2 separate regions of the Homo sapiens genome follow, and region 2 is linked to region 1. Evidence: chromatin loops called from intact Hi-C (ENCODE). Cell type or tissue: OCI-LY7. All regions are shown on one strand. Links, peaks and the distances in the headings refer to the core of each region. The heading gives the core; the rest is flanking DNA. Region 1 holds the start of LOC107984697 (a long non-coding RNA gene). Region 2 overlaps LINC02314 (long intergenic non-protein coding RNA 2314).

Evidence for each region. Peaks named below come from ENCODE experiments on the same cell type or tissue, not always from the same donor. Only the 100,000 strongest peaks of a DNase experiment are listed, where the experiment ranks them.
Region 2: it touches region 1 in a loop (5-fold over the local background); 2 of 110 quality-filtered maps call a loop at or near these places.

The regions. Positions count from the first base shown.
Region 1 is chr14:101,354,922-101,366,853 of GRCh38, reverse strand. It overlaps LOC107984697 (a long non-coding RNA gene), which reads left to right and starts at 2,461. Exons shown (of 5, transcript XR_001750892.2): 1 at 2,461-2,682; 2 at 3,330-3,518; 3 at 10,482-10,734; 4 at 11,136-11,213; 5 at 11,679-11,932. RefSeq lists an enhancer at 10,214-11,413. In OCI-LY7, for the core only: no CTCF peak of the experiment used is centred there; DNase peaks (open chromatin) are centred at 3,473, 5,673, 6,343, 7,103 and 3 weaker places; H3K4me3 peaks cover 5,843 bases; H3K27ac peaks cover 7,050 bases.
Region 2 is chr14:101,443,628-101,455,559 of GRCh38, reverse strand. LINC02314 (long intergenic non-protein coding RNA 2314) reads right to left here. Exons shown (of 2, transcript NR_135240.1): 2 at 11,245-11,578. Among named protein-coding and RNA genes, the nearest start is that of LINC02314, 7.5 kb to the right of the region's middle. RefSeq lists an enhancer at 682-1,881. In OCI-LY7, for the core only: no CTCF peak of the experiment used is centred there; DNase peaks (open chromatin) are centred at 4,269 and 6,309; H3K4me3 peaks cover 1,791 bases; H3K27ac peaks cover 3,580 bases.

The DNA.
Region 1 (11,932 bases), core at 2,432-10,431:
TTTTGCCCATTCTCAGTGTACAGTACAGTGGCGTTAAGTACACATACGTTCCACCACGCATCTCCAGAATGTTTCGTCTTCCCAAACTGACACTCTCTCTGTTAACATTAACTCATCCTCCCCTCCCTCTGCTCCTGAGAGACACCAATCGCCCTCTGTGTCTGCAAATTTGACTTAGGTGAGGTCTAGAGGGGGGAACTCTACTGGATTTGATCTGTAGTCCACTCTTTCTGAAATGACCAACTTTTTTTTTTTGAGATGAAGTCTCACTCTGTCGCCCAGGCTGGAGTGCAGTGGCGTGATCTCAGCTCACTGCAACCTCCGCCTCGCTGGTTCAAGCCATTCTCATGCCTCAGCCTCCTGAGTAGCTGGAATTATAGGTGCCTGCCACTGTACCTGGCTAATTTTTGTATTTTTAGTAGAGATGGGGTTTCGCCATGTTGGCCAGGCTGGTCTTGAGCTCCTGACCTAAGGTGATCTACCCGCCTCGGCCTCCCAAAGTGCTAGGATTACAGGTGTGAGCCACTGCCCCTGGCCTTGAAATGACCAACTTTCAACCGTGTGTGCATCTACTCGTCCTGCCACATGAGATGAGGACATCAGCCACGTGCCAGGGTCACACAGCCACTCAGCTGCAATTCTGGGGATCACGCTTGGGTTGTCACACAGCCACTCAGCTGCAATTCTGGGGATCACGCTTGGGTTGTCACACAGCCACTCAGCTGCAATTCTGGGGGTCACGCTTGGGTTGTCACACAGCCACTCAGCTGCAATTCTGGGGGTCACGCTTGGGTTGTCACACAGACTCCAAACAGCCTCCGCACCCCCCTCGTCCTGGGATCTTGGCATGACTAGGCATCAGGACTGAAGGGATGGGAGGCTCTTTGGGAAGTCCCCTCTTACAAAAGAGGCACATTGCTGGCTGGGGTTTGTGTCAGGGCCCTGAGGGCTGGCAGGCACAGCTACCTGCTGGTCCCAGGTAGCTCAAACGCCTCTGTGCTGTGTGAGGAGGAGAGTCTAGGATGCGGAGGGTAAGGAGCCGTTGTCTTGAAGCCCGGGCCCTGCCTCTTGGTGGCTTCCGACTCCAGGAATGCAGACAGAGCTCCTGGCGGCTGGTGTGGTGCAGGCCTGTTTCTGCAGGCTGCCTCCTTGTTTATTCCACTTGTACCATTTCTCCTGGCAGAGACCTTCCCCAGCCATGGCCGGAGTCATGTTGGGACAGCTGACCCCTGGGCTCTCTTGAGCTGGCTTAGGAGCCTGGATGCCGCCCTCTGCGTAGAGTAGCAACATTCCTGGCCAGACATGAAAGGAGAGATTATAACAGCCCATTTTCTCCAAGCAGCTTATCCCGATTAAGTGGGAATCAGGCACAAATCCCCACCCTCAAGTCCTTTCTTCTCATCCTCCCCCACCAGCCGCCTCACCCTGATGAAGTCTGACAAGACCCAGGGGGGATGTCTCAGAGCACGTGGAGCTCCTGCCAGCACCCCATATACGTGCGGGGCCGAGCCCCCCAGCATGGCCACTCGCCGGCAGCCGAGGCCCATGGTGGAAAATCGGACCTGCCCGGGGCAGCACCTATGCTCCTTCCTCCCTGCTATTTGTCTTCTGCGGGCCCGAGGGGCTGGGCTTTGCCTGTACATGGTGTTCTCTGGTCACATCAAGACGAGGTTGCGTAATCCCCGGACTGTGCGTGGGGTGTGGGGTTGCCTGGGTCTGTGGCCTCGGGTGTCCGGCCAGGCTAAGCCAGGCCCCTATCCCACCCGGCCAGCAGCAGCCCCCTCACCCTCGTGCAAGCCGGAGCGGGAAGTGCCAGCGAGAAGCGGAGGCCAGGCTGATTTACGAGGATGGAGCCTTCGGGGAGCTCCGATTCGGCCTGGGAAGCTCCTATTCGTGACGCTGCCCTGGGCTGGCCCTGCCGCTCACTGGCCTCCGCCCACACCTATTTTGAGCATTTTTAATATTTTCATAAGGACTGTGGGGCAGATGATTTATGGCTCCCTCTCCCCTTCCAACCCTTGTACAGGGCCGTGGCAAATGCATCTGGAAAGGACTGGAGAAAATACAGATGAGTGAGAAAGGCGCCAATGAGGCGATCTCGGCCACACTCACTTAGTTAGAACGGTCAGGCCCAGCCCCCGGAGCCCAGGGCAGGAGCCAGGCGGAGCAGCTGTCTGTGGCTCTCCAAAGCATCACAACGTTAGAAATGAACTTTGCAGCGCGCAGACCTGGCAGAGGAGGCTGCTGAGGCCAACACTGAAACAAGCAGTTCAGAGGGCAAAGCGATTTGGGCCGCGTTTGGGCTACGCTGGCACTCCCCCGGCCTTTCCATTTGAGAGCAGTAATTCATTGTAAGATGGAAACTGCTTAGAGATAACTGGAGAACATTGGCCTTTAACACACATAAACAAAGTGATTTCAAAGGAAGGGCACTTGTTGGCCCTCCAGCCAGCCAAGGCAGAAAGCCCTGCTCCAGCTCGGAGACCTGCAGTGAGGGCCTTCCCAGGGCCTGTGGGATGCTGGGGGCAGGGATTCTGCTTTTTGTCCCTGGGCTATATCTCACTAGCCGTTTGCTGGGAAGGCAGGCGGGGACCTGGACGCCCGCACACCCTCGAGGGCCTCCAGTCTGCAGGTCCCTAGCCCGGGTCCCAGGCAGTGTGCAGTGTGGACCTGCTTGGCAAGGTCGGTACAGGGGAGGAGCGATCCTTCAGGAAGGTCCACAAAACTGACCACAGCAGGGGTGGGGGTGGGGAGGACTCTTGGGCATGAAGGATGATGGACAGCAACAGGGAGGTGAGGATGGGCCCCAGGCAGAGGAGCTGCGTGCGCAGCGTGGTGTGTGAGGTAGACAGTAGACGGGGAAATCTGGGGGGGCCCGAGGCAGCATCTGTGGAGGGGAGGGTGAGGGAGACAGGTGCCAGGTCACGGGGGTACCTGAGGCCACACTGAGGATCCAGGCCCCGCCTTCAGGGCAACGCAGCTGTTGGTTAGTTTTGGTAATTGACACATAATAACTGTATATATTATATATTTATGAGGTACAATCTGATGTTTTGATATATGTTTACATTGTGAAATGTTTCAATCAAGCTAATCAATAATCTTTCACCTCACATACCGATCTTCTTTTGTGGTGAAAACATTTCAAATCTTCTCTTTTAGCAATTCGGAAATATACAATGCATTAGTATTTATTCTAGTCAGCATTCTGTGCGATAGATCACTGAAACCTATATGTCTTATCTAACTGAGATCTTGTATCCTTTGACCTTCTCCCCTTGCCCCATCTCCCAGCCCCTGGTAACCGCCATTCTGCTTTCTACTTCTAGGACTCTTTTTAGACTCCACATGTTAAGTGATATTTCTCAAAAGAAGACATCCAAGTGGTGAACAGATCTATGAAAAAAAAAAATGCTTGTCATCACAAACCATCAGGGAAATGCAAATTAAAACCACAGTGAGACATCACCTGCCCTGTTCGAATGGCTTATCAAAAAGATGAAAGACAGCAAGTGTTGGTGAGGATGTGGAGGAAAGGGAACCTTGTGTGCTGTTGGTGGGTATGGACAGTCATACAGCCACTGGGTGTTGGGAGGAGAAAACGTGGTGATTCACTCAGCAGATGCCCTCATTCATTCAGTGCTGGCCAACTGCTGTGCTCCTGGTCCTGGGTCGGGTGCCTACTAGAGGATGCAGATACAGCATTTGAGATGGACTGCTCTGGCACTGGCCTGGGGGCAGGGTAGGGGAGCGGGAAATGGTCATTCCTGTGAGAAGCTGGGATGGAAAGGAGAAGACGGATTGGGGATGGTAAGAGGCAGAGGGGGCAGGCTTGGAGATCACATGGGTGTGGACATGGCGGATGGGGTGGGCTGGGAGAAGTGGGTAGGGAAAGGTGGCACCGAGGTAGCAAGTTCTGGTGACCAGGCAGATGGCACCGTCCTGCCCAGAGATGGAGGCTACAGGAGCTGGTGAGTGCCCCAGGCCTGGATGTGGGACACATGAGGTCATGAGGAGCAACCACAGGAGCCGTCCTGTGAGAAGCTAATATGTGAGTCTCAGGAGGAGATGGGGTGCCGAGGGTCAGCGGGGTTGCGTGTGTGAGTGCGGAGCAGAGTGGAGGCCGCGGGAGGCCAAGGCAGTGGTCAGGATGTGAGGGGTGGAGTGAGCACTGTGGGCCTGCTGGAGGAACCTGAGGGGCAGACATTGCCATCTCACTGGCAGGTCGGGGAGAAGGTGGCCGGTGGCAAGGGTGTGCCCTCGGGTTATAAGGAGGGGTTCATGTCCAGACTCTGGACATGTATGGCTGGGAGACTTTGGGTAGCTTTTCTGAGCCTCAGGGTCCCTAAGTTAGATGGGGGTGATGATGTCTACCTCACAGGGTGTGGGGGATTAATGGGCCAAACTTGGTGCTGATGTGCATAGAGTGTGCAGTGAGACCCCAACCTTAGTGATGCCTGTGCCCCCAGATGCAGCTGAAGGGTAGCACCCACCGACTGTAATATCATAAGGGGGCAGGACACACCCAGATATTTAGGACAAATCAGAAATCCTCGTTGGATGCTCTTTCTATGCATGTGAACACATTTTGGTTGGGGCAGGGCGAGGAACCTCTCAGAGCCATGGATGGGGTGGCCGTGAGGAGGGGGAGTTGCATGCTGGGTATGCCTTATGGGTGGGCATGAACTTTGTGGACCAAAGGCCACAGCCCCTTTTGGAGTAGCCCCTTTTGTAACGGTAGAGGGTTTTAGGAGGGATTTGTCGATGAGACCGTGGCTGAGGTTCATCTGAAAAGGCTCCCTGAGGAACCAAAGCCCAAGACTCGCTGGATAGATGTGTTCGGTGCAAACCAGGGTGCAGAGAGCACAGCATCAGGTCCCAGGTGCCAGTTGCCAGGCCAGCCCATGGTTAGACAGCCTCAGGTGGAGGGAGTACAGCTTCTGTGTCCCTGCCTGAATGAACGGTGGCACAGGAGTGGAATTTTGAGATGCCCTGGGAAAAACGTGGAAGCGCTGGAAATGTGTGGGCAGGAACAGTCTTGGAGCACCGTGTGGACCTAGTCACAGACAAGCCCGGCTCACGTCATGCCTCATTCTGCTTATCTGTGATGGCTGACCTCCTCAAGGCCAGCAAGGTATCAGGACTTACAAGTTCCCAACAGCTTTGCAGGCTCTGGAGGACAGCAGAAAGGTCACCGTCCACAAGCAGGCGCTGCCACCATGGAGAGGGGTAAGCGACATATGCCTGGGTGGTTCAGGAGCACCACGCTTAGTCCAGCCCCACCACCCTACAGAGGAGGAAAACATGCTGAGGAGACTTTCAGGGACTTGTTTATGCCCCAGTTAATGATCTTCTCCACTTGGTATCCCCCGGTACAAGGTTTCCAGAAATGTCATCCTTCTGATGGGATGTGGGAACCCCCAGGTCCCGATTGCTCAAGGTTTGTCAAAGATTTCCAGGCCCACGCTGAAGACGGCAGAGGGACAGTGTTACTCGTGGTTAAACGTCTGGTCAGCACCTTCTTTGCCATTAGAAATGTCATCTCCAACTCCCACGAATGTTGCTTCACCGTTAACTGGGGTGACGTCGGGCGGCTGCCTCTGCTCTGCTCTGGGGTCAGGATTTCATTTCTGCTTTTTTCACAGGTGTAAGTCTGGGCTGTTAACAGGCACAGCCCAGGAACCCAAGGACATCTGTTGGCACCACGGCTGCCTGCACACAGGGTGCAGACTTCAGATGCCGTGTCCTTCCCCATCCGCTCCTGCGACCCAGCCACGAAGCCTGGCCGGCTCTATTCCCTGAGCCTCTGGGTGACTTGTGACCCTAATCCACCTCTTTGGGGAGGTTTATTAATTACTGTACTGGAGGCAGCTCCGTGCCAAGAAGTTCAAAGCATCTTCCAACCTTGACCCATTAATCCCTTTAGCATCCCAGGGAGATCGGAAGGCACTGGCTGAGTCCTGTGATTCCCATCGCCTGCCATTGCATACATGGTGGGGGATGGAGGGGGAACTTGAGCAAGGAGAGCTTGGCCTGCATGTCCTCCGTGAGTCAATAGCAGGCCTGGAAAAGAAGTTGAGTTTCCCGACTGAGGCCAAGAGCCTCACTGCCAGCACAGGCTTCCTTCCTTACAAAACAGTTGTCATCCACGCCTCTCAAGATGTACCCGTCCCTCAACACCCCATCCCCCAGCACGGGCCGCCTCAGTATCTTAGTGCCAGCAGCACTACCGCTGTTTACATTGAGCTCTGGAGAGTGGCGTTTTATCATCAGGAGCAGCCAAACACGGCCCTCTCCCTTCTCTGAGTATCCTCTGCAGAAAACACCCTCCCCCACAAAAGGGTTTGGTCTTGGAGCAGAGGCCACATCCGTCACCTGTTCAGGGAGCACCACAGCTGTGCGGTCCCCGAGGGGGCTACCTACCAGGGCAGGGCGGCTCCCCGGGGTGCTCGGGGGACCCCCAGCCAGAGGCAGCTGGATAAGGAAGAAACAAGATGTTCTTTCTCCTGCCTGTATTTGCCTTGTACTCTTCAGATTCGACATTGTTTTTAATTTTCAGCCTAATTTTAGTCCAAGAACTTGGTGAGGCTGGAGAAGAGTCTTAAAGCCTTTTTTTTTTTTTTTTTTTTTTGTAAACAAGTGTACTTTTCTGGCCAGATGTTTCTTTTTTCCTGGTCTTACGGGGCTGCGCCATTGAACTGGCCGGCTGAAACTGAATAAATCTTTGTTTTACGGCTTCTTTGGTCCTTTACAACTAAGAGCCTCAGGAAGGAATCAGATCTTTTAATCCTCCTGGTCTTAGCCTGGAATGACCTCGCAAATGCACCATTAGCTAAGAAATCTTAGAAATATGTTTGTGGTTGACCTGAAAGCACATTAGCAAAGTCCCAGGCCCTAACACTGGGATGGTTAATCACCCCTGGGATGGAATGACCAGGCAGAGCCTGTCCCAGCAGGGTGCCACAAAGAGTTGAAAACATTTCTTTCTCATGAGCGGTATGTCTTGCACGATCAGGTGCTTCTTAGCAGTGACCAAGACAACAGTTACCTTCGTCTCCGGCTGGATATCCTGTTTAAAATCCGACCCTGCGTTTAAACGTGTGCAGAACGGGTCCTCAGTGCACCCTCCTGAGGTTGCTCGGACGGGTTCCTCCAGGAAGTGTGCTGGGGTGTGGGCTGACACAGCACTAAGTCGCAGCTTGAGGTACAGTGAGATGTTTTCATGGTTTAGGGAAAGCAGGCTGATTCCAGCTATTTTCACTTCTGAAAGGGCCCTGGCAGAAGGACAGGCTTGTAAAATCTGCTGTGAGTGATACAGCTGCGGCCAACCGTGGAGCCCTCCAAGTGCTGGGGAGAGCAGGCAAGGAACCGGGCCTGGTTCTTGGACAGGTTTTCATGTCCTAGGAGGAAGAACAGTTATTGCTTAATCTTGAAAATTGGGCTTTAGACCCTCAGTGTCACAGCTGACCACAGGGCTGGCCAGGTTACAGATGGGGCAGGGCCCTGCTGCTCCTCCTGATCCCTCTGCCTGAGGGGCCTCCCTCCATGGCCCCAACCCTACCCCACTGCTGCAGCGTCCCATGCTCCGATGTCTTAGAACTTTGAGCGGAACGTCCCATCTCTTGTTCTCTTCTCTGCGGAACTGTCTTTTCCTGGCCCCCTCGAATGGGCTTGGGGCCATTGCCTTCTCTGTCATCCTTCCCTTTCCCTCCTCATTCACTGCCTTCTTCCCTCTCACGTCTAATCAGTCTTCGAACTGTGTCAGTTCTACTTCTGTGACGTCTCATCACCATCCCTGCTCAAGTCTCCGTTACCTGGGCCACGTCCACAGCCTCCTAACGGCTCGTTTCTGCCTCTGATCTCTCTGAACTGCCTCTGCCTGCATGTGCTGCTGCTGACTCTTCCCAAGCTCAGCCCTGGCCGTGGCATGCTGCGTTCTTCCAGGAATCCCTGTTCCACTGGTGTCCAGTCCCTCTGTCTACCCTCACAGGCTCAGGCCCTTCACCATGAAGCCCCGACTCACCTTTCTGGGCAAGAAGTCTGCACCTTCTGACCACTCTGGATAGAGGCTCTTGCTGCTCCTGTATCTTTCTTTGCCTACTTGATTTCTCCTACCTGCATGGAGCCCCCTGCCACTCCCAACCCAGTTGAATGTCCAGAGGCCTTGCCGTTAGCTACCAAGAGGAGGAGTTACCAGACCCAGATAGAAGAAAGTGTGGGAGGCCTATTTAGTTCTGAAACAAAAAGAAATCTGGAACCACACCAAAAACCAGGGAAGATATTTTGATGTGGTTCCTTTAATGCAGCTGTTTAGACATGGGGATATTTTGGCAAGCCATGATATATTCAGCTATATTGCTCTACTAAGTGTCATGTGACATGGACACCCTGACCTCCCTGCGTCTCACCCCCTTTCGAGCTCACCCCAGAGGTGAGAAGGGTGGTAGGACATAGGGATAAAGTGGGGGTTAATCAGGCTTCAGAGAACCGGGCACCTGGGGCTTAGCATGCACTGGAGCACGGCCACAACTTCTCTGCAGCCCCTCCCTTCAGGAAGTGGAGTCTATTTCCTCCACCCTTGACTCTGATGGGTCTGTGACTTGTTCTGATCAACAGAATGAGGCTGGGGTATTTTGAGCCCAGGTCTCCAGGTGCCTTTCAGGTTCTCCATCCAGCTGCTCTGTGGATGCAGGCTAGCTTCACCGGGGGATGAGAGACCACGTGGAGCAGAGACCAGCCCTCCCAGCTGCTCGGTGGATGCAGGCTAGCTTCACCGGGGGATGAGAGACCACGTGGAGCAGAGACCAGCCCTCCCAGCTGCTCTGTGGATGCAGGCTAGCTTCACCGGGGGATGAGAGACCACGTGGAGCAGAGACCAGCCCTCCCAGCTGCTCTGTGGATGCAGGCTAGCTTCACTGAGGGATGACAGAACATGTGGAGCAGATACCAGACCTCCCAGCTGAGGCTCCCCAGCCAAATGCCAGCATAAGAGGGAGGGTCTAATCTATCATTCAGCAGCCATCAGCCCACCAACTGACCACAGACATTTGAGAGCACCCAGTGGAGATCAGCCAAGCTGGCCCAGACCAGAACAGTCCAGCTGACCCACACAATTGTGGGCTTCTTAAAGTGGACATCATTTTAAGCTGCTGGATGTTGAAGAGGTTTGTTAAGCAGCAAAGCTAACGATAGCACCGCCACTGGTCATCTGAAGGAAGGCCTGTGCTCATTCTGTGTGAATTGGCCTGCGGTGGTGTAATCTGTGTTGAGGATGGTCTGACCTCTCCTGTTGTATTCCAGGGATCTTGTCCATGGATTTATAATCAAGATATAGAATTGGCTGCTTAATAATGGAAATTATTATGGTGTCCATTTGATCTCTGCCCTTTTTTGGCGATAAAGTACCAATGACATATTTTTACCGTTTTAACTGTTTTAAAACGCACAATTCGGTGGCATGAGGTACATTCATGATGCCACACAATCACTGCCACTATTTAGTTCCAGAACATTTTCATCAAATCAAATGTTTCATCAAACCTCCTGTTCATAGGCGCGAGTCCACGGTAGGACGCCCTCCACGATGCCCCGAAGGCGGTGGGGGTGGGGAGAGTGGTCTGCACCGTTCCCTGGCTCTCCAGCCTGGGGCTTCTCCTGCAGCTTCCTGGTTTCCTCTCCGGATGAAGCAGAAAAGCCCCTTACAGGGTTGGGCAAAAGGCTGACTATGGATTGGTCCTCACCTCTCATGAAACTGGAAAGGAAACCCCATAGCCATTAAGCAGCCACTCCCATTACTCTCTACAGCCCCCCATCCCCATCCCAGCCCCTGGCAACTAGAAATCTACTTTCAATCTCTATAGATTTGCCTATTCTGGATGTTTCTTTCTTTCTTTTTTTTTTTTTTCCTTTTTTTGAGACAGTCTCACTCCGTCACCCAGACTGGAATGTGGTGGCACAATCTCAGTTCACTGCAGCCTCCACCTCTTGGGTTCAAGTGATTCTCCCGCCTCAGCCTCCCAAGTAGGTGGGATTACATGTGTGCACCACCACACCCAGCTAATTTTTGTATTTTTGATAGAGGCAGAGTTCACCATGTTGAACTCCTGGCCTCAAGTTATCCACCCGCTTCAGCCTCCCAAAGTTCTGGGGTTACAGGTGTGAGCCACTGCACCTGGCCTGGATGTTTCTTATAAAGGGAATCATATGAAATGTGGTCTTTTGTGCCTGGCTTCTTTCATTTACCAACATTCATCAAGGCTCCCTCCCGGCATGTGCAGCAGTGCCTCACTCCTTTTTATGGCTGTACCTTCCTAGGGCCCCTGTGCCTTCCTGGCTGCTTGGATCTGTCAGCCGTATTGGGTTGTGTGTGTGCTGATGGCTGTGACGTGCTAGGTGCCACTCTGGGTGTCTCACCTGGTTCACCTCTTTCACTCCTCACAGTCACTGATGAGCTCACTGTCATTCTCATTCGCATTTGACAGGTGAGGGAACTGAGGAGCAGAGTTTCAATACTTGATCCAATGCCATGCAGCTGGCACAAGGTAGCTCAAAGATTCCAATTGAGGAGTTTCCTTCTGGCGCAGAGCTGTCCTGCTGGTTCCTGGATCGTGGAGGACATGAGGAGACTCTCTCTCCGGACCCTCTCATTCTCAGCTTCACGCCGCCTGGGAAAAAAGCTATTGAACTGGTAGCAGTCCATTAAGCATGGACCACAGCACAGTTGTGTTATTTATTGTAAGATATTTACCATCTTTTGATGATAAAAATAATGCCCACTTATAAGAATCTAGACAAATCACATGTTAAGAAAAGAGACAGCTACTGATAAAAAAAAAATAAGAAAAGATGTAGAAAATGGAATTGGAAAAATGAAAGAAATATAGAAAATACAGGGCAATATCTGTGGTAACATAACTGTGGGGAATGGGTTGAAATGTCCAGGAGACCTGGATGAACATTAACTGGTAAAAGAATAGCAATTTAAAAAAAATTGACAAGGCCATTTTGACATAGAAGCATCAAAAACTTTCTGGTACCAGAACAGCCTTGTTAAGAGTCACTGGGTTAAAATGGTCACACTGGATGCCCAAAGAAAGAGGGTAATATTAATGGGAGCTGTCTTTCAACTTCTGCAGGGCTCGAAAAGAGGAAAATTGTACCAAATGATATGTCAGGAGTCTGAATCCCAGGCAACTTGCTCAATGCTTTTACAGGTAATAGCCTATGAACTCTCCCCACCCTCTCTCTAGGTTGGTGTTGGCACCTCCAGCACATAGGCATGGGTCCATGGTGCAATGCCCTCCCCAGTGTCTTGGAGGCACGGGTCTGCACCCATCCCTGGCTCTCCAGCCTTCTGCTCTTCCTGCAGCTTGGTGGCTTCCTCTCGGGTGAAACAGTAAACCCCTTATGTCCCTGCTGGGCTGGGAAAAAGGCTGAGTACGGATCGGTCCTCACCTCTCATGAGAAATCCAAAACAGCTCAAAGATCACATTCTACTCATAATCTCCTCCACATTCACATTACTTGCAGGTCAATGAACGTCAGCATCTTATCTCCACCTTCTTGTTGCTTTTGAAACAACGTTCCCTTGTCCAACCCCGTGAAATGCCTTCCTAACCAGCTCACGCTCTGGTTGCTGTCTATTTATTACTACTTCTCCTTTGCTCCCCAATGATTAGGATGGGCTCATGAAATCTATGCACACGTGAACACAAGAATAGATCAAGAAAGCAAGATACACGGAGGGAAGGGTGCTTCCCAAGGAGCCCAGGAGATGTCTGAGCACAGGGAGAAGAGCTGCCTGGGCCTCACAGCTGCCAGAGTGAGTGCTGAACACCCTGAGCCCAAAGAGGACTGTGTCCACTCACAGGACGGTCATGGGTTTTCCTTTATTTGTACTCTGCTGGCACTGAGGTTTCTTTTCTAAGCCACT
Region 2 (11,932 bases), core at 1,832-9,831, 89 kb before region 1:
CTCTGGGCTTCCCTTACCTCCTTTTCCCTGCTTGAAATGCCTTCCACCCTTCTTTCCACCTGTCCAGATGGCACCTCTCAGACCCAGCTCTCCCATCACCACTCAGACCCACTTTGACCCCACCCACTGTGGACTCCCCTGGGACTGTCTCCACCTCTTGCTCCTCACAGAGGATCCTCGCGGTACCGTCTGTGTTTTATTGCACCATGTTTATTTCTCACTGTGTGGCATGTCTCTGGGAATGTTTCTGGTTGAGGAGAAAATAATGGGAACCCCTGGTGAGCAAGTATCATTTTACGCACTTCTGGGGGCTCTGTCAGCACCCAGCACACAGAAACCAGGCCATCCGTCAGTCAATAGGATGCTGAGTTATAAATCACTCATATTTCAGCAAGTCGGAAGGAGAAACACAGTTAAGAATGCGCCCGTTCAGCACTTTGGGAGGTGGAGGCGGGCGGATCACCTGAGGTCAAGAGTTCGAGACCAGCCTGGCCAAGATGGTGAAACCCTGTCTCTACTAAAAATAAAAAAATTAGCTGGGCGTGGTGATGCATGCCTGTAATCCCAGCTACTCAGGAGGCTGAGGCTGGAGAATCACTTGAACTGGGAGGCAGAGGTTGCAGTGAGCCAAGATAGTGCCACTGCACTCCAGCCAGGGTGCCAGAGCAAGACTTTGTCTTAAAAAAAAAAAGAATGCACCCGTTCACCGAAGCCACAGGCCAGCAGTGGGCATGCTTCTTCACTGAACTCACCGGACCTGCCACTGGACTTTCTCAAACAACATAACACTATTTAAATGACATGGAATCTTAAGTTGTTTAAAAAATGAATGTGACTCAGTTGGACTGCAATAGAAAGTAGAGAAAACACAAACAAAAGCAAATCCAGAAATCCAAACAGTTCTGTCTGCTTTGGATATTCTGGACTTGCCTAAGAAAAGGAACAGACTCTGGAGAAACAAACAAGACATTCTAACAGTGCTGCCATGTCATGGCGAAGGCTCCTGGAAAGGATGATGCCTCCTCAGGTTATCTGTTCCTGGTCACACAAGACCCTCTCCTTTGAAGTTGCCCTGCACCAAGGCAGGTCCTGGGGATTTTGGGAAAAGTTCCTCTCCAGTGACGTCCTTGTGTTCCTGGGTGGGTTGGGTTAGTGTCCCTTCCTCAGGGGAGCATGACTTATGCTGAATCACGCTGAAAAACTGGTGACAGGGCTTGCTTGGAAGAGGATGACAAATTCCGCTCTTGTCAATAAGCACATGATTAAAGTAACAAGATAAAAATGACATGAACACAGCTACTTTTAAAGCTCTTCAGGGAACAAAGAGATGAGCAATGGCTGTGGTACAGGAAGAAATGAAAGTGATGAAAATAACTCTCTCAAGAACTTGAAGGAGGAAAATTTGGCATTTAGGTTTTACTGCAAATGTGCGAACGATCCATCTACGAGCAAGGTATCATTTCCTACCACTTAATCAAATTAACTAAATACAAAGTATTAGCATATAAAAATGGATTGCCGTTCTCCCCTGAACTTTACAATTCCTGAAGGAGGCCACCCCTGAGTCTTCATCTTCAGCTGAGAAATTGAACTTCCCTCTGGAGTATCAAATTATCGGCTCATTCTTGCAAGGAACAGTGAGATAATCACAAGAAAAAAACAGGTATATAAAATAGAGAGCTGGGTTTGGAGTATGGCTGGGTAAAAATGCACAGATGGTATGATTTTCCAGCTGTTTTAAAAACTTAAAAGCTTTCTCTCTTTCTTCTCGAGGTCAAGGTTTCAAAAATGGGTGGGTGGTTTAAGCTCTTTCCATCCATGAGATGACCTGACCATCTTGTGTCTTTTCAACCTGGGACTTAAACCGAAATGAAATCCCGATTCCATTCCCGCCACTTTTGGAGAATATTTTGATGTTTTGATTTTGTTCCAGTTCAGTAGTTTAAGAAAAATATGTAGGTTCAGGTGTCATTTGAAATTGGTTCACTGGGTGTCCTGATGGGGGAAAAAAGATAAACAAAATAACAAAAATATCCACTTTAGATTGATGGTTTAACACAGAATTGATATTGGAGCTTCGGCTGATGATCGGTGAACCGGTGTGGTATGTTTGCACGTCTTTAAACACAGCTTTGGATCAGAGCCAGGCTCTCAGTTTTAACCCTGCGAGTCACCGTCCTTCTTCAATGTAGCTTGGGTACCTTCTCACTTAATTACATGCCAGGCCCCTGTTTATGTCAGACTCTAATAGTACCAGTCTGCAAAACCTGCGTGGTTGGATGTTTTTCAGAATTGAGATTTTTTTTTTCTTTCAATAGAAAATGAATACAGTATCAAGACTGTAATGGGATATTCTAGACTTCTCCAGCCTGGGATTCCTTTCTTCCCAATTGCATGGGCATTTGGATAGTGAACATAGGAATGGTCACTCTAAGTGGAGTGACAGGAAGACCTTAGATATCCGCATGTCAGGGTGGGTTGCAAAATTTGAGTAACAACTTTTGGTTTTTAGAGCTTTTTGGAGTTTTGCACTTTCATGTAAGAGACCGTAGACTTGGATTTCAGAGCCTCTCCTGTTTCCCTCAAAAACAAACAAACCCAAAAACAACAAAAAAGAAAAGGCACTTGTTCCAGGGCCTTCCAGATCCTTTCCATTGGTCAGTTTTAATTGTCGCTCTGGTATTTAAGTGTTATTTGTTTAAAGAATGCTTGTATATGTTCGGGTAATTCATAAAACCTTATGGACTAAAGGCCATGCTTTAGTATATTAAACATGAACTATGCTAACATACAACATTTCCCAGGCTAATTTCCATATATCCTACTACTAGGTAAGGGAGTGAATGCAGGGGTCCTGTGGCCGGCGGGACACAGTGCCGGGGATGGTGAATGACCTCTGATGCCATGTCTTGCCCCTCGCCCTGCCAGGAATATCTTCCAAGCTTAAAAGGCTGCAAATGCCTTTATTAATATTTGCCTCTGACCTTTAGAACCAAAATAAACTGCACATAACAAGTAGAATCTAGGTACGAAGAGGTCCTTCAGATGATGAAAGTGAACCAGGAGCGTGTGGATGGGATTCCTGCAGGAGAGAGAGGATTCCGCAGTCCCAGCCAATCTTGACTCAGTGCTTCTTGCATGACCCATGTTCAATTCTAGTAAACATCAGCTCTTTCAAGAAATAGAAGCACTTTGGGTAAAAATAGTAAGCATTGTGATTTAAATGGGAGTATGATGTACATTTTAAATATTAGAGAGATTTTTATTATAAAAGATGGTGCGTTTGAATTTGGTTGAATTTTTTTTTTTTTTTTCTTTGAGACAGAGTCTTGCTCAGTCGCCCAGGCTGGAGTGCAGTGGCGCGATCTTGGCTCACTGCAGGCTCCACCTCCCAGGTTCACGCCCTTCTCCTGCCTCAGCCTCCTGAGTAGCTGGGACTACAGGCACCTGCCACCACGACCAGCTAATTTTTTGTATTTTTAGTAGAGACGGGGTTTCACCCTGTTAGCCAGGATGGTCTCAATCTCTTGACCTCGTGATCCGCCCATCTCGGCCTCCCAAAGTGGTTGAATTTTTTATAGGGCACATACAGGCAAATGAAATGCACATGGGCTGTGTGCACTCTCAGGCAATGTCGGAATTCCTCATTAGATTTCATGTTGTGTTGGATGCAAGTTCTCAGCCTCCACTAATGCACTTCTGAAATTAAAATGGAAGCCATGGGGAAGATGATTCGCCATGCCAGGATTCAGTTTTGCACCTGACTGTTCCAGAATTCATCTGGTGCTCAAAGTAAAACAGTCCTGTTTCAGCATTGCACATTTTTAGGGGGTCCTGGAAATAACTTGGGGTTCTATAAGTGTGCAGCCAACAGCATTGGCCTCCCAGGGATAGCACCTTACACTTATAAAAGGGGAAGAGGGTCGGAAGCCCAGCATCCCCTGGGTTTGAAGGGTTAGAATGGGTAGGAGGAAAGGCAGCAGGCGATTCTTAGGAGGGCTGCGAGGGAGAAAACCCTCCAATAAGTGCCATTCTGGTGCCAATCGTGGAGCTGCCAAAAGTAGTAGGAAAGGTGGCTGAGGGTGTGGCCATCTCACCTCCTCTGTCTCCCCTAGGCCTGGCATGGGGGGCTTGATGCCTGACCATGGGCAGGTTTAAATCCAGCAGGCAAGTGTCAGCCTCTGTTGGAGACAGTGCCCACACCAGCCTCAAAGCAGTATTTTAATCTTAAATTGCTCTTCCTGTTTTTTATGCTTGCACCATTTCCCCTGAAGACTGCAAGGTGTTGTATCCAGCTGTTCGCCTATGAAGCAGCTATTTAATTTTGCATAATTAAAATCTGGGGAAGTGGCAAAGGCCCAGGCAGGGGGAAAGGGAGCAGGATTCAAGAGAGGGTGGGAGGCAGGAGCAACAGCAAATCCTGGCACTGCTCAAGGTCCTCACTCAGTAGCGGTGGAGATACTCAGAAAGGAAGTGACCAGGCCTGGCGTGGCTGCTCACACCTGTAATCTTAGCACTTTGGGAGGCTGAGGTGGGAGGATCACATGAGGTCAGGAGTTCAAGACCAGCCTGGCCAACATAGAGGAACCCTGTCTCTACTAAAAATACAAAAATTAGCTGGATGTGGTGGCAGCACACCTATAGTCCCAGCTACTTGGGAGGCTGAGGCAGGAGAATCACTTGAACCTGGGAGGTGGAGGTTCGCACCACTGCACGCCAGCCTGGGCGACAGAGTGAGGCCCTGTCTGAAAAAAAAAAAAAAAGGAAGAGAGTGTCTCTGTCCAGTGAGGGTAACAGTATAGTATGCATTCACACCAGGCCAGGCCCAGAGGGGTCAGGGAACGCGTCCTTGGAGAGGTGGTACCTGAGATGAGTCTGAGAGGGTGATTTAGCATTGGCCAAGTGGAAGGCAAAGGCAGGGGGTGACAGGTGGGAGGTGGTCATCCAGGAAAAAGGAACAAATGGCCTGAGAAGGGAGGGGTGAGGGCCCTGGGGTCCCACTCTCCATGTTGAGGCCTCGGATCCTCAGCCCTGCTTTGCATGGCAAGCAGATGAAGTAATCTCTTTCCACCTGGCCTGTGTCCCTAGTACTGTGCTGTACTGCAATAGGTCAGTTCAAGTTCTGCGGAGCACCTTAATAGGAAGTCACAAAAGAGAGACGCTGATGGACAGCTTTCCCAATGTTCTGTGCACATGGATGTTGGAATGCCTTCATTTTTAGACCTTTTCGGCTTTCTCTCAGGATGTCTGTATCAGTATTGTCTTTAATTCATTTATTCAAGAAACATTTATTGGCATCTAATAGGCCCAGAGCACTGGCCCAGGTATTAGGGCACAAAAGGAGGGCGCGGTTTCTGCCATCACGTCACGGGGCTTACGATCTGCAGAGAAGGACATTTCACAGCAACAATGTGGCCCAGGTGACTGTTTAATGCCTGTTGTTTTAGCAGCTCAGAAGGGAAAAAAAGACCTTCAGCAAACATCCCCGGGAGCCTGCTCTGTACCAGTAACTGTGTGAGGTGCTGGGGAGTGTGTAAGGTGGTCCTCAATGAGTTCGGAGCCAAATTGGGTGAGACAGGCAAGGCCATTTTAGTGTTAACAGTGGTAGATGTCTTGGGGGCACACAAGATGGGAGGATCAATGCTTAATGCATGGGGTATACCAGGAGGAGAGAGGAGCACCAAAAGGCTGAGTATCTCTGGGAAACCGTCGACCCCAATGGGGGCTGGGGTATGGGGCAGGTCGGGGCAGCAGCAAGGGTAGAGGGAGCAGCAGGCACCAGATAGCCAGATTATGCCAGCTGCAGGTGTCTGGCCGAAGATGTTTTCTACTGAATTAAGTTCACATGAAGAGAATATTCTATGATGTTAGGTGTAACTTGGCATCACTTTAAAAATATCTGATTTCTGAAGAATAACCTGGATAGCTGCTTCAGTGTCAGCCTAGCCTCTTGTTGAATAGAGACTGGGAATGTGGAATACCTAGAAGTGGTAGGGACTCTACGCCCCAGACAATCGCGACCCTAGCTTCGGGTTAGAAATGCAACGTGAAATTCACCAAGGGCAAGCAAATGACATGAGTCATGTTGATGCATGTATTTTCCGGGCCATGGTAGTGGGGGCCCTCATGCCCTGAATGCTTGATCACATGGGTGGCTCTATCTGGCTTGCCTGAGCGGCCTCTTGGGATTCCATTTCTGGGACTGTGAGGGAGGAGTGAGCATGCGGATGGCAGGAAGCGTGCAAGCTGCTTCCACCTGTACAGGAGACAGCTGGTCTGCTCTGCTGTGGGGAATCAGGTGACGCCAATTTCTGAGCGTTGTTTTCTGCAAGTGTTATTCCCCCCTCTGGGTGTGGCTAAACCTCCGCTTTGAAGATGTGGATACCAGCAGTGGCTGAAGCAGGTGGCTGCAGACCTCCTGGAAGCCTTCTCTTTCTCAGACCCAGAAAGTTGCCTGTCTAGATAATGAAATCGATTTTGAGGCTCTGTCAAATATCTTTTTTTTTTTTTCAAGAGAGCAACCAGTTAGTAATTAGTTGTTCAATTCAACTGTTTTTTCTGCTTTCTTCAAAAAAAATTTTTTTTAAAAAGTGGTAGACTTTTTTTTTTCTGGGCAAATTCTTAGGATTTAATTGCACTTAAAAATTGTGGAGCCTGTCAGAATAAATTGCACATAGAATAGTCTTACCCAATAAAACTAGTCCTGTGATTGTCACCGTTGTCATGCTTCTCAGATAAAGTTGTGGGAAGGACAATTTAAGTCTGTGTGGTGAACCACACTTCAAATCAGTATTCAGCATGAAGCTCATTGCACTGAAAAACAAATACCCAAGTTTAGCAGCCGTGATGTGTGAGGCATCAGACTGATTTTAAAATAATTCCAAAATTTGCCCCTGAAAAGAGAAGGAGAAATGTCTACCCCATTGGTTTAAAGTTAAGGCAGTGGCATTAAATCTGTAAAAAAAATTTTTTTTTGAAAAGACAAATAGTTTTTATAGCATATTAAAAATAGTAAAGCATAAACAGTATTACTAGCTTCATGCAAAATTGCATCTGCTATTTGGCTCAGTCAAATTGTTGTTTATTCCTGGTAGCAAAGGAGGACGGCTATATGTCAGGAGTAGACATGGCCAATTCTTTGGTTGTTAGAAAAAGGACTACCTTTAGGGTATGAAAACCCCCAGCGCTCTTATTTTTTGCCCTAAGAAACACTTTCATTATTTGTTCCTCTATTTTCGATGTGATTAATCAATTTATTTTCATGGAAAGCAAGTGTTATACCACACACATCTTATCTGTATGATCAGTGTGAGTTCTTGGGGAGAAGAGGGTGCCTACTACTTTTTATTCTCCCTCCCAGAGCTCAACCCTGATGTTGGCCAATGATAAACCTCAGCTAAATGAGTATTGAATCTATGAAGGATGGAAAGTAGTTATTCTATTGTTTGACGCCATTTTTAACTAACTGTGTTATGTCTATCAATTACCATTATACAACTTACATATATATTTTTATATGGTTCCCTAAATACCCTCATGGATAGGGAAAGCACCTCCCTTATAAGAAAGCACTGCCAGGCTTGGTGGTTCATGCCTGTAATCCCAGCACTTTCGGAGGCCGAGGCGGGTGGATCACAAGGTCAAGAGATTGAGACCATCCTGGCCAACATGATGAAACCCCCTCTTTACTAAAAATACAAAAATTAGCTAGGTGTGGTGGTGTGTGCCTGTAGCCCCAGCTACTTGGGAGGCTGAGGTAGGAGAATCGCTTGAACCCAGGAGGCAGAGGTTGCAGTGAGCTGAGATCGCGCCACTGCATTCCAGCCTGGGTGACAGAATGAGACTCTGTCTCAAAAAAAAAAAAAAAAAAGAAAGAAAAAAAAGAAAGTGTCACTTCTACCTTTTGGCATTGTGGAGAAGGCGAGTTGGATTATAGACTGCTGAGTTGTTGAAACTTTTAAGAAGCGAGATGCTCAATGAGAATTCAAGCAGAGCTTAGCAGTTGGGAGTTTGGCTTCCAGAATGGGACTTCGTCAGGTCCAGTGTTGGCTCCTCAGCTTTGTGCTGTGTTGTGCAAATTATTTATTATTACCCCTCAGTTTCCTTATCTGCAGAAGATGTGGACATCTGTGTCTTCACCGTGTAGCTATTGGAAGGATTAACCAGATAATCCAGGTAACATACTTAGCACACTGCCTGCTGCTTAGCAATCAATAGTTAATAAGAAAACAGGATTTAACAAAAACAAAATTAGAAAAATTAAGCTGGTTGAATATATTTTTTCAAAGGGCGTATTAAGAGTATTAGTATGTTTATGTATGCATAATAATTAATGTGTTGATTATATACATTCTCCTTATCTGAATCCTTAAGAAATTTGAAAATTTATTGCCCATGGAAGTTATTAGTTTATTAGTATGATGTGTAGATACACACACATATATATTCAGATATGTGTGTGTATGCACACACATGCAAGCACACACCTGTATCTGGCCAGTTTGTACATTTTGCAAGCTGTCAAATAACAGCAGAGGGCTGGTATCAGCCCTACACCTGCTCCGGAGCTGCAAGGATCCCTCTAGCCAACCTTAGCTTGGACTCTTTCACTTAGAAAAGAGGACCACAGACACTGCTGTTGAAATGGAAAATCCTGGTGTGTTAGTCTGAGTCAGAAGCGCAGGGCGCAGTGGAGGACAGGCTCACAGGCTGTTCCCTTGTGGCACCACAGGCTCTGCTGGCCTCAGAGGCCACTGGGGTTGTGGGCCTCTTCCTCTTGGTGGGAATGGACAGCTCTAGCCCCAGGCCAGCCAAATCCTCAAGTTCCCCTGGCAGGTGCTGTTTTGGTGCCAGGCTGGTCGCTGCAGAGGGAGGCATGAGCAAGGTGGAGGGGTAGGAACGGGGATCACAGATGGCTTCCAAGCAGACCTGGCTCTGTCTTTGGCCTTAGAACCTTCCAGAGCCTCCCAATCCTGCTGTGTGAAGGTGAGCTTGTGTTGCCAGGATTAGCTGTAGGAACGGGCTATCCCCATTTACAAGCAGGCGAGGCGATAGATGTGGTAACACCTGTCCCGGCCGACAAGGAGGCAGTTGCACTCTGCAGCAGTTTACTTTGATAAATGCTCGAGGCAGATAAAATGATAGAATGTCTGATATAAGTCAGTGGTAATGTGAATCAACATATTTTGTCCAGTTCTGCCTTGTACAGATCTGTTTTGCTAAGATGTCGTTTTCACAAAGTGATATTTTTCCACCTCGCGGTTATCTTTGTGTTAGAAAGGAGCGGAAGCCAACTTAAACTATGAGTTGTTTGTCTGCATAAAGGTCCTCCCAAACTCTCCTAGTAAATCAGGGCCTGAGAATTGTTTTAAAAATCCAGAAGATTCTCAGTTTATTCTGGATAACTGAGCTAGATAATATTGTAAATGTTGACAGATGTTACTTATCAACACTTGAATTGGCCAAGTATTAAAATATCCTACATATTTAATATTAAAAAAAGTGAATAAAATATACTATTTTTAAGCTACAAAATTAGGTTCAGATATGTCTACTAAAAACCCATCTGATGACATATTTAAGGTTACTTGGTAAAAAAATGTTTAGGACTGGGTCCACAAACAAAACCAGTTACATGTAAAACATTGTTAATTATCGGTTGTTTGACTTAATCTGGGTGACATTTAAAACTGGCTTGTGTGTGTAGACAGAGTCTAAATGTGAATCTTGTTTATTAAAAGACAACCTTTTTGATTAAAGCTCTGAGTAAGGATTATGTAAGACATTATTATAAAATGGATTAAAACTGCTTAACTGTTTTCCTCAAAGAGAACGGCATGATAAACTCTTCTGTAATTCTGTAAGTGTCTCTGATTACTTTGTCTTTAAGCTAAAGGAATTTAATAAGAAGAGCTAGCATTAATTACATGCTGACTGTGTCCAATGCTGGAGGGCTTGGCCTGTGCTTTCTCATTTATTCCAGGTGCCAATCCAGCAAGATAGGTGCTGGTGTTATACCCATTTTACAGATGAGGAAACCGCTGCTCAGTCAGACTTCCTCATCCTGGGTCAAGTGGGAATTCAAAGCAGAGGTCAAACTCGAAGAGCCTGCGTGCTTCATGACATGCAATACCACTCCTCAGTATTCCAGAGGCTTGTGGGGGTGATGGCAGCATCTTATTACATCCCAAACTATACAATAATAAATACAAATGGATGTAAATTAGTACTGCTGGGCAGATGTCACAGTAGCAAGTGTTTTGAATTTCCGCCTGAAGTCTCCTTCTGTAATGGGCAGGCAGCCTGTTAGAGCTGTGGGATTTAGAAATGTTCCCGCAGTTTGAACAGAACCACTGCATGACAATTAGAGGACGTTTCCAAATGGAATTTGTCCTGTGGAATTTTAGGGCAGAACTAATGTTATATTATAAATACAGACTCCACATACAATGTGAACTGCTAACTAACGGCTAATAGGGGAGAGCTAAAAACAACTTCAATGTTAAAAAAAAATCATTCAGTGCCTATTGAGCTTCTTCTGTGTGCCAGGTGTCGTGATACACAGGGTCCTCTTCCCGGAGTGCCAGGCTTGTCCAGCGGGAGACAGAAGCACATCCAGAGAAAACGAAAATATTTCTAGATGGAGGCGAAGAGAGTTCTAAATGTGAAAGTGATATATAATGAAGGTTTAAAAAAGGAAACATTGGCCGGGCATGGTGGTTCACGCCTGTAATGCCAGCACTTTGGGAGGCCAAGGCGGGCAGATCACCTGAGGTCAGGAGTTCGAGACCAGCCTGGCCAGCATGGTGAAACCCCGTCTGTACTAAAAATACAAAAATTAGCTGGGCATGGTGGCGGGTGCCTATAATCCCAGCCACTCGGGAGGCTGAGGCAGGAGAATCACTTGAACCTGGGAGATGGAGGTTGCAATGAGCCGAGATCGTGCCACTGCACTCCAGCCTGGGCAACAAGAGTGAAACTCCGTCTCAAAAAAAAAAAAAAAAAAAAAAAAAAAAAAAAAAAGGAAACATTTTCAAATAACAGTCTTCTGGCTCATAAGAATACCAGTCGTTTCAAAAGGAACAAGTTAAACTTGGGGAAATACTAGGAATGAATACTGACACTTAACGAAATATTGATTGAGGGTTACAGACTATTGAAGCCGAAATAAGTCCCTAGGGCTTCATTGCCCAATCGCAACCAAGACAGACCAACAGACTTTTGAGTGAGTAACAGCATACCACATTTCTGACATGTGTGTATTTCAACACGTTTGATTTATTGGTTAAGTGAAGTCACCGATGATCAAATATCCTTGATGGGAATCCCCAGCCCTCCCCATTGCCATCTGCATTTAGAGAATCCCAGGAATCCATGTGGGTAGAGGAAGGCGGGCAAAGAATAAGAGACTTTTAGGTCTGAGTTGGTCCATTAGGGAATTAGATGTGTTTGTGCTCATTTTAAGCAGAAGAAATACACTGCTAGAGGAAGAAGAGAATCCCAGCTCGAATCCTGCCCACTGGAGTCCATGGCACAACTTCCAGATGGTGATATTCAGATTCTTTTGATATTTCTCCAGCTAGGGATATGAAATACATACAAGAAAAAAAATCTTATGCCCTGGAGGAAAAATAAGCACATCCTAACTATTGACAATCTCGTGTTTGTATTTAAGGAAATGATCGCCTCCTATTTGAATGTCATGAGATCAGCCATCGGGACCACTAGAGTCTAAACTTGATAAGGCAACGTGAGGATCTGTGGTCCCTTCTGTCCCGCTCACCCAGCATTCCTGGTGCTTCAGACAGGGTCTGGGATGTTACAGGTGCTTAGAACGATGTCATGATCAAGTGACATGATGATTGATAGAGATGACTGTAGAATGGGGGCTATTCGAATGAGAAGTACCTTTTGGGCAGTAAGTTAAAACAAT